Linked DNA regions of Homo sapiens: region 2 is linked to region 1. Evidence: chromatin loops called from intact Hi-C (ENCODE). Cell type or tissue: heart left ventricle. All regions are shown on one strand. Links, peaks and the distances in the headings refer to the core of each region. The heading gives the core; the rest is flanking DNA.

The links. A loop is a pair of places that touch in the nucleus more often than their neighbours do. Peaks named below come from ENCODE experiments on the same cell type or tissue, not always from the same donor. Only the 100,000 strongest peaks of a DNase experiment are listed, where the experiment ranks them.
Region 2: it touches region 1 in a loop (3.0-fold over the local background); 6 of 110 quality-filtered maps call a loop at or near these places.

Annotation. Positions count from the first base shown.
Region 1 is chr14:81,970,525-81,979,288 of GRCh38, forward strand. The region is part of intron 3 of LOC107984704 (a long non-coding RNA gene); the gene reads left to right. Among named protein-coding and RNA genes, the nearest start is that of LINC02311, 230 kb to the left of the region's middle. In heart left ventricle, for the core only: no CTCF peak of the experiment used is centred there; no DNase peak of the experiment used is centred there.
Region 2 is chr14:81,705,661-81,714,424 of GRCh38, forward strand. No RefSeq gene overlaps it. Among named protein-coding and RNA genes, the nearest start is that of LINC02311, 33 kb to the right of the region's middle. In heart left ventricle, for the core only: a CTCF peak has its summit at 4,784 (motif pointing right); no DNase peak of the experiment used is centred there; H3K27me3 peaks cover 427 bases.

The DNA of each region.
Region 1 (8,764 bases), core at 431-8,430:
CAGCTGTGTGCGGGTGCTAGTGTTTAAGTCAAACCAGTGCAGAAATAACATGAGCATTGCAAGCCCCTTAACCTGCGAGTTGAAAGTTAGAGGAATTCAGGCTGGCACAGGGCTTACTCCTTTTGCTAGAGGGCCTTTCTGTTCGGAGTTTTTCTTTTTCAAGAACCACAGACATTTATTTTATTGCCACTCTATTCTGCAGCACAGTTTTTCCTTGGGCTAAGAATGGAATTACTAACATTGCTTGTTCCATACTCTGAAAATCGCTGTCAGGTGTGAATTAAATGCTTTATTTGAAGATTTAAGCTCCTTCTCATCAGTCACAAAGGGAATTTTTATGAAATAATACTCATTGGCACTAATATAATTCTTTTCATTTTAGACTCTCTGAGTGCTTTGTAACAGTTTTCTCCCTGCCATCTACATTTCAATGACTCCTAACACCCTCCATCTAAGATCGCTGACAGAAACTCTAACCTAACTCCTTCAACTCTTTCAGAGCTGCTTTAGTTGACTGCAAGTTGAAAACATTTGAATAATTGTTTATGGGTCCCTAGAGGAAGGAATAAGACAACTTTGATAATCTTCTGACATATTGTGAATTCAGAAATTTAGGAGAGATGCTAAGGGTAAAAAGTGTCCCCCTGAGCTGACAGATTAAAAACAAGCAAGCAACCAGTCACCCCTACTGCTCCCTCAGACATACACACAAACCCACCAAAACTTTTCTTGATCTTCAAAAGATTACAAATCAGGACTTTAAATTATTCCACATTCCCACATGGGTGTTCAATCATAACTATTTTCTAGTTACTTTTAGTCATGGCATGTTTGAGTTGGAAGAAATGGTAAACACCATTAATAATCATTAATAATTCAGCCAAATCATTCTATAGATGAAGGATCTAGGATCAGAGAAATCTACTGATTTATTTAAGATCAAGCACAAAACTAATTAGTGCAAAACTGGGTCCCTGTATTCCTCACTTCTCTTCATTCCCACAGCCTTATACCAACTCTTATGTTCTACATCCTTCCCTTCCCTTTCATTCCCTTCACCTCCTCTTCCTCTTCTTCATTCTCATTCCTTCCTTCTTTTTCTTCTTCTTTAATGTGGTAGCTAGATTTTAATCACATGGACAAAAGTTGTTTTCAAGAATGAGAAAAAATATGCTAATTCAAATGCAACTCATAAGTAGACCTTCTCCCTTGTCACTGAGAAAGGCTTTTACTTGTACATTCTGTGTCATCAAAACCTTACAATATGTCATAGGGCTTCACTCACTAATTAAGGATTCTGTAAAATATAGGTTGTCATGTGAGGATAGAGCCTGGAATGTGCCATATCTTGAGATAAGAACTTTAGGAAAAATGTCTTCAGTGTATAATACAAAATAACCACGGAAACCACATTCTTCAATGAATGGTCATCTTAACCTTTTATTCACCAGCAGTTTTTAACCTTCTTAGCCTGAAGTCATCCTTTAGAGTTTAGATCATTTTAAAGCATTTTTATTTTATTCATTTAAAAAATCCTGTGGAAGAGGCAGTATAAGGTGTTGACAGCTAAAAAGGCAGTAAGCCAAGGAAAAAAAGCCTGTTGGCTGACGTTTTGAAGGGGATCTGAGCTGTATGCTTCTAACTGCCTTTCTTAGTGGTCTAGTGTTCTTTCTTACTCCTGTGTGATTTATATAACCCTCAATTACTGGGTAGCACCTGTACAGCAGAATCACATGATGTTAGTGCTGGCAAGGGACTAAGAGATCCAACAACCTTCATTTCATTGATGAGCTTCGGAAGGGTGAAATGACATATCCAAGGTCACTTTCTAATTCTTCTCTTGGATTTGATTTCCTTTGGATATAAAGGTAGGTTGTTCTTTACTTTCTGGAAAGATGGAATTTCAATATAAGAAAGATCTTTATGGCAATTTGACCCTGGAGACTTTAAATGGAGCAGGAAATTCCAAATTATGATTCCCACAACAGTTTTAACTTGGCCACGGTCGGCATGATCATTAAGGTACAGTCTGTGGGATTACTACGTTAGCGTGTTTTCTTATAGCTTTAAAAAATTTAATTGAATTTGTATTATGTGTAAGCTTGGTAGGTGCCTTTGTAGGGAAGAATTTTTCTGTCAACCAAACATATTGCTTTAGGAGAAAAACAGAAAGGGCAAAAGTAACTCAAGAGAATCAGGTCTGTTTCAACAAAGGACTCTCCCTGGATATGGGATGCACAGAGCTGAGACTAGGCAGAGTGCCACTGAGCTATTTTGCCAAGCTCATTAAATTCTCTCTTGCCTGCCATAATTACCAACAAGTTAAGAAGGTGTTTTGTCGTCCTCATCTTTCTGAGGCATCGGAGTTGTAGGATTATTCCCCTGCCAAAGTGGCAGTCCTGTCTGCCTTGGTGAAGTTTGACTTTCTACCCATGACTGTGTAGCACTACTTGGAGACAATTGTGAACAATTTTAGAAGCTTGTCAGGGGATTAGAGTTTAAAAAGTCTTGACAAAATCCAGTTGAATGTAGTTAAAGGAAAATATACTGTATCTCCAAATAAAATTAAAAAATTAAAGTTTTAACTTGCATTCTTTTCCTAAAATTGTGTGCGTTCCTTTAATAATCATTTCTTTCCACCCTGTTAATTTACACAAGTGGAAATGGAGGTGTAGAGGCAGCAGGAGTCATGGCCAAGATCAGGAGTGGCAGGGAACAAAACAGAAGCCTACAACCTATCATGTAGCACAGTACTTGGAAATAAAATGGAATTGTTAAAGAATGAATGAATCCAGGTTTACGAATTTCCACTCATTACTTTTTTCATTACACCATGATTACCTGCCCATTGGGTCCCTCCTCTCATTCGCTTATCTCCTCTAGTTTCAGATGACCCCATTTGCATTCTAGCTGACCTGCATTCAAGTTGGGAAACTTGAGTCCTCATTCACCAGGGCAGTCCCAAGATCTGTGTCTTTCCACATGGCTTGAACAGGTGCTTCAATCAGTGTGCTAATTTGGGATTGCTGAGAGCACAAATCCCTATCTACTTGTTTCTTTTACCACGGACATTTTTAATCAAGCATCTAATTTGGTCCTGGGGGACTTCACTCTGCTTTAATAATACATGTGACAAAATTTACCTCTTTGCTTTCAAAGTTGTTAATTATGGAGTGAATTTCAAATGAGCTATTGCAGCTGAGAAATCATCCCTTTTAGTTGCTTATATACTTTAATACTGGAAAGAAGTAAAAAGCCATGAAGGGTTATAAAATACCTCTCCATATGGACAGTAGTGCTTTGGGGGAACCAAACAGGGTAGTCATGAGGACTTTTTGGTGCTGGGCTTATATCAAGTTGTTTTCAGGTTATGCTGCAGACTTTACATGACCCAGAGGGCTTAACCCACTTTCAAAGCAGATGGAAGAAGATCAGATTTAGGGAGGGAGCCCTCAGATAGATGAGTGAGCTAGGTCATTGATCTCTTTAAGGAAGTAGAATCAGTTGCTTCAGGGGAAGACAGGTTCTTTATGCCTTCCAAAGTGAGCATAGCCAATTGCAGGTTGTTCCAGGCTTCTGGTGAACCTCGGGTGTATTCTCAAAATTATGTGTTGTGAATTCTTAAGGTCACTAAAGTCATTACTTCTTAATAAATTACCAGTGGGTTTCCAAGAGATTTTTAACAGGGCTTCTGGTCTTTCAGACATACAAATGCAGTTTAAATACTGATGCAGTTAAAAAGATTTAAATAATCATGTAAATTACTGTGTGTTAAAATTAGTAGAACCTAGCCAACTCATTTGCACATGTTAGTCTCAAAAGATGGCTTTTAGTGGCTTAGTTCCGGAGCTTCTGCCATTATTTTCCCATTACCTGAAATGATTACTGGGCTTTGCAAAAGACTTTGGGTGCCATACAAAATATTTACTTTAATTGTCTATGGGAACATGTCCTAGAAAATATGATTGCTTAGGAGTTGAAGTGTGAAATGGATCTTCATGAGGTAGTCATTTCATGTCATCTACTGAAAAAGTATGCTTAGTCTGGTACCAAGAGAAGACAGAAGAGAAGACAGGTAAGAAATTCTTTCCATTTTGTTTTATGAGAAGTCCAGGCATTTTTTAACGAACCACAGATTGAACCCAGATTTACTAGGCATTACAGGGCCTGTGGAAAACAGTCTGAGTGAGCCAGTGCAATGTGATCCTGTCTTCAGATCCATCAGCAACCAAAAAAGTAGGTTAAGTTTTGGAACACGTGGGTGATGTTAATTTTCCTCCTGGGAACTGGCCTAGTAAGAGAAATGTTGCCAGTAGAAACTAGCTATTTTGTGGAGTAATAAAGCTGTGATAGAAAAAGGGTGAAATCTGATTAGTATTGGGCTAGACAAGGAAGAACCATCACTCCTGTGTTTGTTATGTAAGGAAAACCTACGGTGACTATAAATAGTTCTAGATGGGAGTGATTCACTTCACCACCACTAGTTTGCCATCAGTTTCCTATTTATCAGATGAGGAGTTAGGAGAAGATAATGACAAAAGGCCCTTTCACTTCTAATATTTGTTTGCGTCTAGATGGTAGGCTGTAGCGTTGTATAAGGGAAAGCCCACTATCAGGATCTCAGGAGGCTGGTGGTAGTTGTGACTCTGACACTAAAGTATTGCCACTAGTTTTGGGTATTAAGAAGTATTTTTGGTTTTGCACAATATTTTACATGAATCTTTTTTTTTTGGAATGAATTCCTAATGCTAGATCAAAAGTACTCATTTATAAAATGTTTATTCTATTACCAGAACAAACCCACCACATTACACTCATACTAGTTATATAATTTTGCCTACTTCACTACAAATTCTCCCCAAATGAATATTATAATGAAAATAAATCAAGATCAATATGAGAGTTTTGAAAATGACTTAGGAACACAAAAGATATGAATGCCTTCAGAAACATTTAGATGGCTTAAAGTATTGTTTTGTAGCTTTTTAATTTATCTGTGGCTAATATTTTACCCAAGATTAGTGTGTGTGTATATACACACACATATATGCGTATATATGTATATGTACATGTATATAATTTGTTTTTCTTTTCTCTTTTTCTTTGATGCTCAATTCCTTGGTGTAATTTAAATAATCTTGCCCTATTTACAAAAGCTTTCAGATTTTGGTAGCCCCTTTGCAATGCTTCAGTGACAGATCCCAATTGTGTTTGAGTACAATAAGAATGTTTGTTGTATTCTTAAGACTGACATCACAATGAAAACCTACTGATATAGGGAAAAAAAAAGTCTCTCCATCAATGTCTAAGCTCTCGGAGTCATCTATATATATATATATGGATGATATATATTCACATTCTCTCTCTATATATATTTCAATCTCTTTTCTTTAACAAGTATTACCAAACCCCACTCTAATCCCTCTGTTGCCCAGAGTGTATGCAGAAGGGATCTTAAAGTCATCTAGGCCATGTTCCTTATTAGAATCAAAATCAGAGGGGTTAAATGGCTTGTCCATCATTGCGCAGCTCTTCATAAATTAAGGTAGAGAATTCTGGAGTGATGAATGTTTGTGAAGAGTTTTCATGGTGGTAAATACAATAAAGTGATATGTGTGGCATGCAAAGAAGCAAGATATTGAGTAATTCTCCACCCTTCTCATTAAAAAAAATACACATTAGACTTGTTGTAAGTCCCAGGCCTGTTGTTTATAAGACTTATGGTACCCTTATGCAAATCACTTCATCTCTTAGGAACTCAATTTTCTTAATTATAAAATAAACAATCTTAGATCAAATGACACCTCAATTCTCTTCTAAAGTTAATATTCAAGCATTTTCTCTGGGTCACACCAAAGGCCTGCTCCACAGGCTGTTGTATTAGCACAGCATTATGGTGAGTCCATGAAGCATCAAGATTTTCATCTTTGTGCATTTTCATTGTCTACAAGCAAAAGATGACAGATTGAAGGCCTGAATTTTATTTTCAAAGTCACATAACCAGGCCAGAGCTTAAATGTAATGTTGAAAAATAAAGTAGTAATGTGCTCTATTGAATTGGGGCTTGGGGCCTATAATAGAAATTATTATACTTTATGGGGCAGAGATTGAGAGTTGTTCTCAAAAAAATATTGGGATTTCTTCAGTCAAAATGAACTTAAAAAGATTTTCACACAATTTCACAGGTGGCTATAGTAGAGTTTTGAGTATTTTAAACCAATCATCAATAAGTCTTATTTTCTTTCATAGATTTATTTTACAAACAGGCATAAGACATTGGCTCTGATCTCGAGAAACTTGGTGGTGCAAGAGGCAAATATATGCACAGTAATTATAAAGCAATTTAATAGTTCAGGTAATAGAGATAGGATTAAGATGTAAAGGAATCAAAGGGTTCCATCTATCCCAGCCTTGGGAGGGGAAGAGCAAGTAGGGACAGTTTGTAGGGAAGACAACACTTACAAATGTTAGATGCTTTGGCAAAGGTGACATCACTAATGATAGAGTAAACATTAGAATTTCACAGTCTCTTTCCTGAGGGTTTAAGTTCTTATTCCACTTTAAGGAATTGAAATGGGAGAATCCTTGATGATACAGTATTCTTTCCTCTACCGTATGTAACCTCTGTAAGTGTACTTAACATTTGCCTGCAAGAGAAATATAAATATCTTCAGGATAGTAATTGTTCTGTTTCCCATTATCAAAACCTCTCTCTTTTGTTAAATGCACCTGTTTATTGATTTGGTGTTGTCCAGGTATCTTCGTCTGAAGAGCACTTCAGGATTTCCTAGTCTCAGGGAGTATGTTGTCCTTCTTCTCTCACACACACTTAATATACCTAGTGTGACAATCTGAAGGGATGGAGGTAAAAGACAGTATGTAATAATTTGCTGCTAACAATAATCAAAGCATGTTAGCTGATTTTATCATTAGTTCATGCAGAAGCATATTATGAAATTAAATGTATTGTCTTCCTAAAGGCATTCAAAGTCAAAGAATCACATTTTTTTTCTGTTTTACTGTTTAGTCTGAATCATTCTTCTTTATCTCTCAGCATAGATAATCCATTAGGCAGTCAAGAGCAAAGGAAACTTTTTACTTAATTTTTTCATATCTCCAGAATATTAGGTGCATAAAATGCACAGGATATACTTTTGTTGATTATATGGATTAGTGAATGGAATAACCAAGAAATAAAAGTAGAGTTCATTGTATTCATTACTTCATTTGACCCTAAGTCTAATCAAATGTCTCTTGACTTCCACTTAACAGATTCCCTGGATTAAACACTCTGCTTTTTCACTCTGTAAAACATTGGAGTAGATAGAGATATTGGCCCCAATTCTTCACCTGTTAGAGAATTCTGGAGCCACTCTCTTGACATGGCCCAATGACAGATTGAGTGTGCTTTCCTTCTCTGTGACTTTGGACTTGGCCATATGACTTTACTTTGGCTGATGGAATGCTAGTAGATCTGACGTAAGAGGAGACTTGACATGTATTTTTATGGTTTAGCTTGGCTCTCTTGTCCTACTGTCATCATGAAAATAACAGGTCCCAGGTAGCCACTACCCTTTCATTCTGGGATCTAGAGTGAGATACAGAAAGCATGCCTATTCTAACCTGCAGTCTGAAACCAGCTCAGCTGAACCCCAAAGTATCCAGAAACCTGTGAGTCAGAAATGTAAATATTTGTTGTTATGAGACACTATGGTTATGTGTTTATTGCATGATTATGGTAATAGCTAACAGATATAGGCATATGATTGATGGCCCCAGTATGCTGAACTTTCATAAAAGTTAAACCCTCCAGTTGCGTTTTATATTTACTAAGAGTCAGTTGTCTTTGTTTCTAAACTTGTCTATCAGTTGTGCCCATTATTCTAATTGTGTAATTTACCTAATGTTACATAAGCCAATCAATCATATGTTAGAGAACAAACTTGTCTCTGTAAAACTAAGTTGAATGCTTTTTAAACACTTAATAAAGATAAATTGTCAACAATATGAAATCAAATTAGATGTTGGTGAGAGTTTTTAAAAGACTGGAGAAAAATAAATATCTAGAAGGATCTTGCATTGAGATTGCTTTGTAACTGCCTAAATTCCCTCTTTTCTTTAAAGAAATGAGAACTGAGAGTCTTGGATGATACAACACATATGGTGTTACGCAAGAAAAGTAGGCTAAAATTTCATTTATTGGATATGCTTTCAAAGAAGAGAGCTTGACCTTCAACAAAAGATTGCTTAGGCTGGGCACCGTTGTTCACATGTGTAATCCCAGCACTTTGGGAGGCTGAGGTAGCCAGATCATTTGAGGTCAGGAGTTTGAGACCAGCATGCCTTTAGTCCCTGCTACTTGGGAGGCTGAGGCAGGAGAATTGCATGAACTCAAGAGGTGGAGGTTGCAGTGAGCCAACATCCATCCCACCACTGCACTCCAGCCTGGTGACAGAGCAAGACTCCATCTCAAAAAAAAAAAAAAAAAATTGCTGAGTTATTCTTTATGTGTTTAAGGTTAAAAAAAAGTTTAATGTATGTTTGCCTAAATTTTTATTATTCTCTTCTTTAAACAAATTTTCTGATTAATTGAACAAAAATCATCCCAATTCCTTTGTATTTAAGAATACCATAATTTTGATACCACAGTAAAAATTGCTTTTTTCTTCTTTGAATGTATTCTAATGTTGTTAGTATAAATTATAAGAATCAATATTAGAGAGCACTCTTTTCTTCATAATGAATATATAAAGAGTAAACTTTC
Region 2 (8,764 bases), core at 310-8,309, 260 kb before region 1:
CTTTATGAGCGCTAGGCATGGACTTCTTGAAGCAAATGCAACTTTAACAGCTGATATTTCTCCCCTAGCGTTTGAGTTGGGCTTATAATGTCAAGGCATCAAGGAGTCCTAGCCACACATTTAAAAATGTGCATGACCTTGATCAAAAGCAGAGACTACAAAAGATACAGAAGGCCCAGTAGGAATCTATTCTACTGGTAGGAAAAACAGTTAAAAGGTAAGAAGCACACATCAAAGCTTCCAATATACTGAGAAGATCAGTCACACCATTTTCCTATAAAGAGGACAAAGTTTTTTAGTTCTACCAAGGTTTGCATCTCTTTTATGCAAAAATATCTGCAAGGCATCCACTTAGCTTCCAGTAAGTGCTCAACTACGTCTTTATGGTTACTTCATTGGTGCTTCTGGAGCTTCTCCCCACTCACTCACAATTTTAACATGCATTCAAATATATTTATGCTTTTTGTTAATTGTCTCTCTGTCTCAATCCAAAAAAGAGCCTGAAGACTTAATGCAACTTAAGTTTTATCTTCGCATGATTACATTTAAGTCCAAGTATAGGTTTTATTATGACATGGGGCAAATAGATAGATATGGCTAGAACTTAATCTAATTCATTGTAATTCATCTTTAGGCCTTGGCACTGCCATAAGCTGATCATAGTCTGGCTGGCTTTATGTGGTCAACTGTAGTCCTGCCGTGGGATTTTCTTTCTTTCTTTCTTTCTTTCTTTCTTTCTTTCTTTCTTTCTTTCTTTCTTTCTTTCTTTTTTCTTTCTTTTATTATACTTTAAGTTCTAGGGTACATGTGCACAACGTGCAGGTTTGTTACATATGTATACATGTGCCATGTTGGCGTGTTGTACTCGTTAACTCGTCATTTACATTAGGTATATCTCCTAATGCTATCCCTCCATCCTCCCCCCACCCCACGACAGGCCCCAGTGTGTGATGTTCCCCACCCTGTGTCCAAGTGTTCTCATTGATTAATTCCCACCTATGAGTGGGGAACATGCAGTGTTTGGTTTTCTGTCCTTGCGATAGTTTGCTCAGGATGATGGTTTCTAGCTTCATCCATGTCCCTTCAAAGGACATGAACTCATCCTTTTTTATGGCTGCGTAGTATTTCATGGTGTATTTGTGCCACATTTTCTTAATCCAGTCTCTCATTGATGGACATTTGGGTTAGTTCCAAGTCTTTGCTATTGTGAATAGTGCCACAGTAAACATACGTGTGCAGGTGTCTTTATAGCAGCATGATTTATAATCTTTTGGGTATATGCCCAGTAATGGGATGGCTCGGTCAAATGGTATTTCTGGTTCTAGATCCTTAAGGAATTGCCACACTGTCTTCCACAATGGTTGAACTAGTTTACAGTCCCACCGACAATGTAGAAGTATTCCTATTTCTCTATATCCTCTCCAGCACCTGTTGTTTCCTGACTTTTTAATGATCACCATTCTAACTGGTGTGAGATGGTATCTCATTGTGGTTTTGATTTGCATTTCTCTAATGGCCAGTGATGATGAGCATTTTTTCATGTGTCTGTTGGCTGCATAAATATCTTCTTTTGAGAAATGTCTGTTCATATCCTTTGCCCACTTTTTGATGGGGTTGTTTGATTTTTTTTCTTGTAAATTTGTTTAAGTTCTTTGTAGATTCTGGATATTAGCTCTTTGTCAGATGGGTAGATGGTAAAAATTTTTTCCCATTCTGTAGGTTGCCTGTTCACTCTGATGGTAGTTTCTTTTACTGTGCAGAAGCTCTTTAGTTTAATTAGATCCCATTTGTCAATTTTGGCTTTTGTTGCCATTGCTTTTGGTGTTTTAGTCATGAAGTCCTTGCCCATGCCTATGTCCTGAATGGTATTGCCTAGGTTTTCTTTTAGGGTTTTTATGGTTTTAGGTCTAACATTTAAGTCTTTGATCCATCTCAAATTAATTTTTGTATAAGGTGTAAGGAAGGGTTCCAGTTTCAGGTTTCTACATGTGGCTAGCCAGTTTTCCCAGCACTATCTATTAAATAGGGAATCCTTTCCCCATTGTTTGTTTTTGTCAGGTTTGTCAAAGATCAGATGGTTGTAGATGTGTGGTATTATTTCTGAGGGCTCTATTCTGTTCCATTGGTCTATATCTCTGTTTTGTTACCAGTACCATGCTGTTTTGGTTACTGTAGCCTTGTAGTATAGTTTGAAGTCAGGGAGTGTGATGCCTGCATCTTTGTTCTTTTCTGCCATGGAATTTTCTTAAACTCAAGCTTGGAGAGAGAAACACTTTTGTCTTTGAGTCAGGTAACTGTTAGAATGTGAGCCCATTGATCCAGGCAGCCATATTTACCACAGTGTGGAGGAAATCTGTTTACAGTAAAAGAAAATCAAAGCTAGTATTCAGAAAGAAGCACAGACAAGAGATCTGGCAGCGCTTTGAGTGTCTGGTCTGGTCATCCCAGCCACACCTTTGTCTGTGCAGGACATATGAGCCCATAATTTGTATTTGTCTGAGGTAATTTGTGTAGGGACTTCTGACAAGCAATCAAGGAGTCTTGCTAACACAAACGCCAATTCACACCAAAGAGTCAGTAGGAACAAGGTTGCCATATACTGCCTATGAAATCAGCATAGAGCATTGACACTTTGATTAGGATAGAGAAAGTGAAACACAAGCCCAAAGTTAAAGACAGACAAAACTATGGGCATTTTACAAAAATAACAAAGGCCTGGAAATAGAAGGAAACATTTCCCCACGTACGGTAAGTAGAAACCCAGGACTACTTGCTCAGATACATGGGCTAAGTAAGGTTCCTACCATCCCACTGAGAAGAGTTGCTGAACATTTACACAACCTTCTGCATACTAGAGCTATTATATAGCTATAAAAAAATTGTTAATACCCAAATGGCTTTTATCTGTAAAGCCTTTTTATTAACTTTCGATGGTTGCCTAATGTCTAAATTCTTGATATTTTGAATTTATCAACCAATTATTTTTAAGCAATAAATAATAAACATTCTTTTAAATATTCACATATTGGTAGATTATGATAAATAAAAACATATTGATTCAATGAATTTTCCCAAATTCTTAGACATTGGCTGCAAAGTTAAATTTGTCCCATAAAACCCTTCTGATGATTTAATTAAAAGCACACATCTCCAGAAATTTTTCAAAATGCTTTAAACATGCTAGGATGCAGACAGAAGACATACAAAATACTTCAGTGATTAATACATTAACACACTTACAATAAAACTTACTACCATAATGCAAATAACATGAATTGAAATGTCATGTTCCACGTCTTTATTCTCATGTTATTTTTATTCTTATTTCTATTTTCATTGTAATTCTTATTTCCATTCTTATTCTTACACCTTAATTTTGGTTTCTTCTCAGAGTTATCTTTCTAGAATTACAGTAAATTTACCACATACAGTATTCTATTTTCATCCTAGGCTTGTGATAATCTTAGCACTCTCAACTGAAAAATAATAGTCTCCCAGACTAGCTAAGATGAAGAGTCTGGGCTGCTGACCAATTGGTTGCACAGACCAGAATTAGACGTGAGTGTTGGGAAAAGGTGAAGCTGCTGGTTTTGGATCATTGACAGGGATGGAAAATATATTTCCTGTTTAAAATGATGAGTTCAGATTGATTCTTTCAATGTAACAATTTCTATTTCTGTCCTCCTCTACTTTAAGTATGGATTTTCATTTTTCACTCAGACTCTCTATCATATTGAAAATTTGTTTGCAGTTTCATGTACATTAAAATATATTTAGTTCTTGTTCTGTAAGATAGTAAATCCAGTCATTCTCCAAAATCTTCTGCCATCTTCGTGAATCCCAAGTTATATTGTGATAGAGGGGTTCTTTCACCATGCCAGGTTGGGCTTTCTTCACTGTTGGAGAGAAGCCTGAATTCAGCAGTCTTCTCCAGCTGCTTTATTTCTGTCCAAGTGTGTGGGACAATGTCCTTGCACTTAGAGCCCCATTGACTTTCTGCAGACAGATACTCATATGAAAATGGGTAGGTTTCTGCTTAAGGACCTGAAATAAAACTATCGCCTCATTTCCTGGATGTAGGTCAATCGGCATTCCCTATTTTTATAAGAACTTTGGAATACCTACGTAGGAAAGTTACCATGGAAATGAAAAGTGCAAACGGCTAGTTATTAGTTTTTATTGCCCTGTGGAATGTCTAAGTAGAATGTTTTAAGAAGGAAACCAAAGAGGAGTCAGAGCCTTTGTCTCTTCATAAATTCTGGGAGTAAAACTGTTGTCCTTTTGAGAGTGACCACACAGTCTGAGACGCCTTGGAAAGATGTTCTGCAAGGCCATATGTACAATTCCTGCAACCAGTTGCCGCTACAGCTCCTTACACCAGTAGACCCAGTCTTCTGTCTCAAGAGTTTCAAAATGCCACACTCCCTCCAATTCTGATAATCAGTCCACAGCTTGCTCTAAATGTTTTCATTTTATGTCTGGAAGTTAATAGGAGCATGGTTTGTTACATACAAAACACATTTGGACTAATGAAAAATGGATAAGACCACCTGGTGGGCGTTCCCTTAATCTAGACCTGGGGCTCATTTCTGCCCCATTTATTCAAGGTTGGGGCAGAATTCTACTTGCCAAGTATAACAAGTGCAGTCATTTCTGTTTATTTTTTTCCAGCCTGTACATTTTCTGACTTCAGTCCAGGTGAATACAGATTTAAGAAAAGGCAAAACCAGAGTATGTGACTTGAAGGAAGCTTCACATTCATTCAGCTCTGCCATTAGGTGGCAGCAGTACAACATGGAAAACATTTAAGGCACTAATGGAGTAAAAATGGTGATGATCATATCGTGATGGTGAGGATGGTGATGATAGTGAGTGAGGCATATCTTCTTGGTTTTTATACACTGTCTTTATTCTAATACAATGTATTGCTGTTTCTCAATGATTCTCACAACACATGGAAGATGGAGAAGTTAATCTTTATATATATTTCTTGATGAGATTAATTAAGCTCAAAGTTGTCCAGTGACTTCCCTGATCCAGTCCTTGACTTTAGATCTTGGGATCCACCTCCAGCATTTCTATTCACCTGCACTTCTTTCCACAAGGCATTAATCCTTTTGCATGGATTTAAATTTGCCAATTATATTTCACCGTCTAGATAAAAGAACAAAGTAGAAGAAGGCATGAATGTGTAGGGTTAAAAAAAAGATCTGCTATGCCTAAAAAAGTGGAAGAAAAATGTTGTCTTAGGGTAACAACATCTGTGAACTTTTTGAGGCCAGATTGCCTAGTTTACTGAATACCAGACATTTGTAGTTTCAGAGTCTGTTCCTTCCATGTCATTTATGACATGTAGGAGTTCCTGTGTGACCTTCAGTCCACCTGAAATAACATTTGGTGGCCTACTGCAGGGGCTGGGGGTTGTAGGAGTGTACAATGCTTATACTGGCCAATGGATTTGCATAATGGAAGGAAAGAAGCAATGCATATAAGAGGGCAACAAGCCACCCTAAGGATAAGAACCACACTTCTCCCACATTTACTTTGCAGTCTGTGAGTGGGATGAAGTCTGAACCATATCCGGGTATCAGGTGTCTGGGCTTAAGGGAATTGGAAATAGAAAAAGTTATCTTTAGTTTCTGTTTTCATTCCTCACTTTGATTTTGGAGTCTTGAGTCCAAACCAGGAACTTTTTCCTCCTCTTGAGTAAAAGTCCAGTCCAAGATCTGTGTCATGAACTCGTAAAGGTAACCTCAGGGTACCTAGAAGCAGAACTTTTTCCAAGTTTATTGAGAGGTGCTATAGCACACACACAAGTGGGAATGAAACAGTTAAACTACAAAGGCTGAGGCACCACAGGTAGGTTAAGGCCTTTGGGCAACACATCATTTAGTAGTCAATGAAAGAACCTCAACTCAAAAGAACTTAAGCAAGAGGGAGAGTTTACGACCTACAGTGATTGCTTTCTTTGAACCACATTTCACATTTCTATTAAAAAAAAAAAAGCTACCCTAAGTGCCTGACTGGGGTGGCTTCATCTTGAAGGCTTTTGTCTTTCTCTCTCTTTCAGTTTTAGACACTGAAAGATAAAGTAGAGGGTTGATTGCTCCTAGTTTGCCCAGTCCGCACCCCGTGTGTGTATATAGGCAATGCTCATTTACAAGTCTGTCTTTCTTTGTCATTTTTGGTTTTATCTTTTTAAAAAAATGATTCATCTCATCATTAGACTTAAATAAATCTCTGCTTGTCATCCTCCAAATTCTTCAAAGTCATATTGAGAGGTGAAGCCAGCTGGACTTCTGGGTTGGGTGGAGACTTGGAGAACTTTTTGGTCTTACAAGAGGATTGTAAAATGCACCAATCAGCACTCTGTAGCTAGGATTGTAAAATGCACCAATCAGCACTCTGTGGCTAGCTAGAGGTTTGTAAAATGCGCCAATCAGTGCTCTGTAAAAATGCACCAATCAGTGCTCTGTAAAATGGACCAATCAGCAGGACGTGGGCGGAGACAAATAAGGGAATAAATGCTGGCCACCCCAGCCAGCAGCAGAAGCTTTGTTCTTTTGCTCTTCACAATAAATCTTGATGTTGTTCAATTTTGGGTCTGTGCCATCTTTAAGGGCTGTAACACTCACCGTGAAAGTCCATGGCTCCATTCTTGAAGTCAGCGAGACCACGAAACCACCAGAAGGAACTAACTCCGGACACAATATGTTTGGGAAAATCGAAGTAGCTACTCAATAAAAAAGAAGGAAAGGTCTTTCAGACCTACTGCTTGGTTCTCATTGTGTCCTTTCCTACCAGACAGACCCTGAAGTAGGGATGCTTTTGTGTCACTGATTTATCAATATAGAACCGAAACTCCACAGGTTTTGGCCCATTGTCCCTGTGGGATACTTTGTCCCTGTAAGTCTGTATGTCCTGGTGGTGTCATTATAATATAATCCACAAGGGAAGAGTAAGGAGTTTCCCTTCTTTTTTTTTTTTTTTTTTTTTTGAGATGGAGTCTTGCTCTGTTGCTCATGCTGGAGCGCAGTGGCATGATCTTGGCTCACCGCAACCTCTGCCTCCTGGGTTCAAGCGATTCTCCTGTCTCAGCCTCCTGGGTAGCTGGGATTACAGGTGCACACCACCACGCCTGGCTAGTTTTTGTATTTTTAGTGGAGATGGGGTTTCACCATGTTGGCCAGGCTGGTCTTGAACTCCTGATCTCAGGTGATCTGCCCGCCTTGGCCTCCCAAAGTTCTGGGATTACAGGCATGAGCCACTGTGCCTGGCCAGGAGTTTCCCTTCTTAAAAGCTGAGTGGATGCTCCTGATGCCCTGCTACTTTTGGGGCCAGTGATTTGAAGCAGACACCTTCTGTCTAATCTTTGCTCTTTCTCTCTGGCATTCACCAATGCCTTAAACCTATACTTGTCTATAATGGAAGCACTGTGTGGGGTGTGCATCCTCTGCAATGGAAAATAGATGATGGGAGTTTTGATTGCTGTGATCTTCATTGACTTTGGGGTGTCTAAACTTCTAGAGGAATGTCCTCAGGTTAGAGATTTAGAATAGAGTAGAATGCAACATGAGTTTGCATAATGTTCTTCATAGAAGCTGTGTCACAAAAATGCTTCAGCTGTAAGCAGAGAGCAAATGGAGAATGCGTTATAGAAGGCAGCTTGATTGAAGCATTTATAAAAAGTGGAAGCTGCAGAGAGCAATGGAGAGACCTGAACAAAGGAGAAAGATGTGCTCCCTGAGACTTTTTCTTTTCCCATTGGGAAAATAAATTATTGACAGTTAGCAGTCCCTAAGTGAGCAGAGAGGGAGAAAGGGAAATTCTAATGGCTGGGTGGGGTTTGGATGGCTGGTAAATACGGTGAAGGGGTGGGGCTCTGATCCAGAACCTAAGGACTTCCTGGCTTGGGGCTAAGATCTTCCCAGCTACTGTGCTACAGAGAGACCCAGGTATTCACCTCAGGCTCTAGGAAGGGATATGGCAGCTTTGAACAAGAACCCCATTTCCTCTGACCACGTTTGTGCCAGGCATTGAAATGAGCATTTTACTTACATTATCTCATTTAATCCTCAGAACAAATATATGGGGGTAGATTATTTTAGTCCATTTCTACAGGAGAGAAAACTAAAGGTCTGAGAGATTCATTCATTTATTCAACAAAAATAATAATTATAATAACAGTTAACATTTATTGGGTACATGCTATGTGCCAGATACTGTTGGAAATACTTACATGAATTATTTCATTTCAATCTTCATAACAACCCCAATGAAATAGTCACCATTTGTATAACCACTTTACAGCTGAAGAAGCTAAGCAGAAAATGTTTAAGTAACTCACCTCAGTTCCCATGGTAAATGTCAGCCAGAGTTCAAATCCAGACCGTCTGACTCCAATTCCAAGACCTTACTATGACATAGCTTGAGTGTCAGTCATGCTCCCAGAACTACGCTGGGCACTGGGGACAAAGCATAAACAAGGCAGACAGGATCCCTCCCTTCATGAAATGTGATTCTCAGTGCCAGAGAGGTTAAGTGAGTTGTCTGGGGTCAGGCAGATATTCAGGGTTTGAACTGAGATGTCTCAAAAAAGCCACATCTTAAAAGACACCTACCTCTCTGCTTCTAATATTCCGTGCACTTCTGATGGGGCTGCTAAGCCCTCAGAGCTCCCGGAAGGCTTCCTTACTTTCGTAGTCTTTGCTTTGCCATTTTGCACTGTGTTTTCATCTTCCTTCTGCTTGTGTCTCTGACTTTT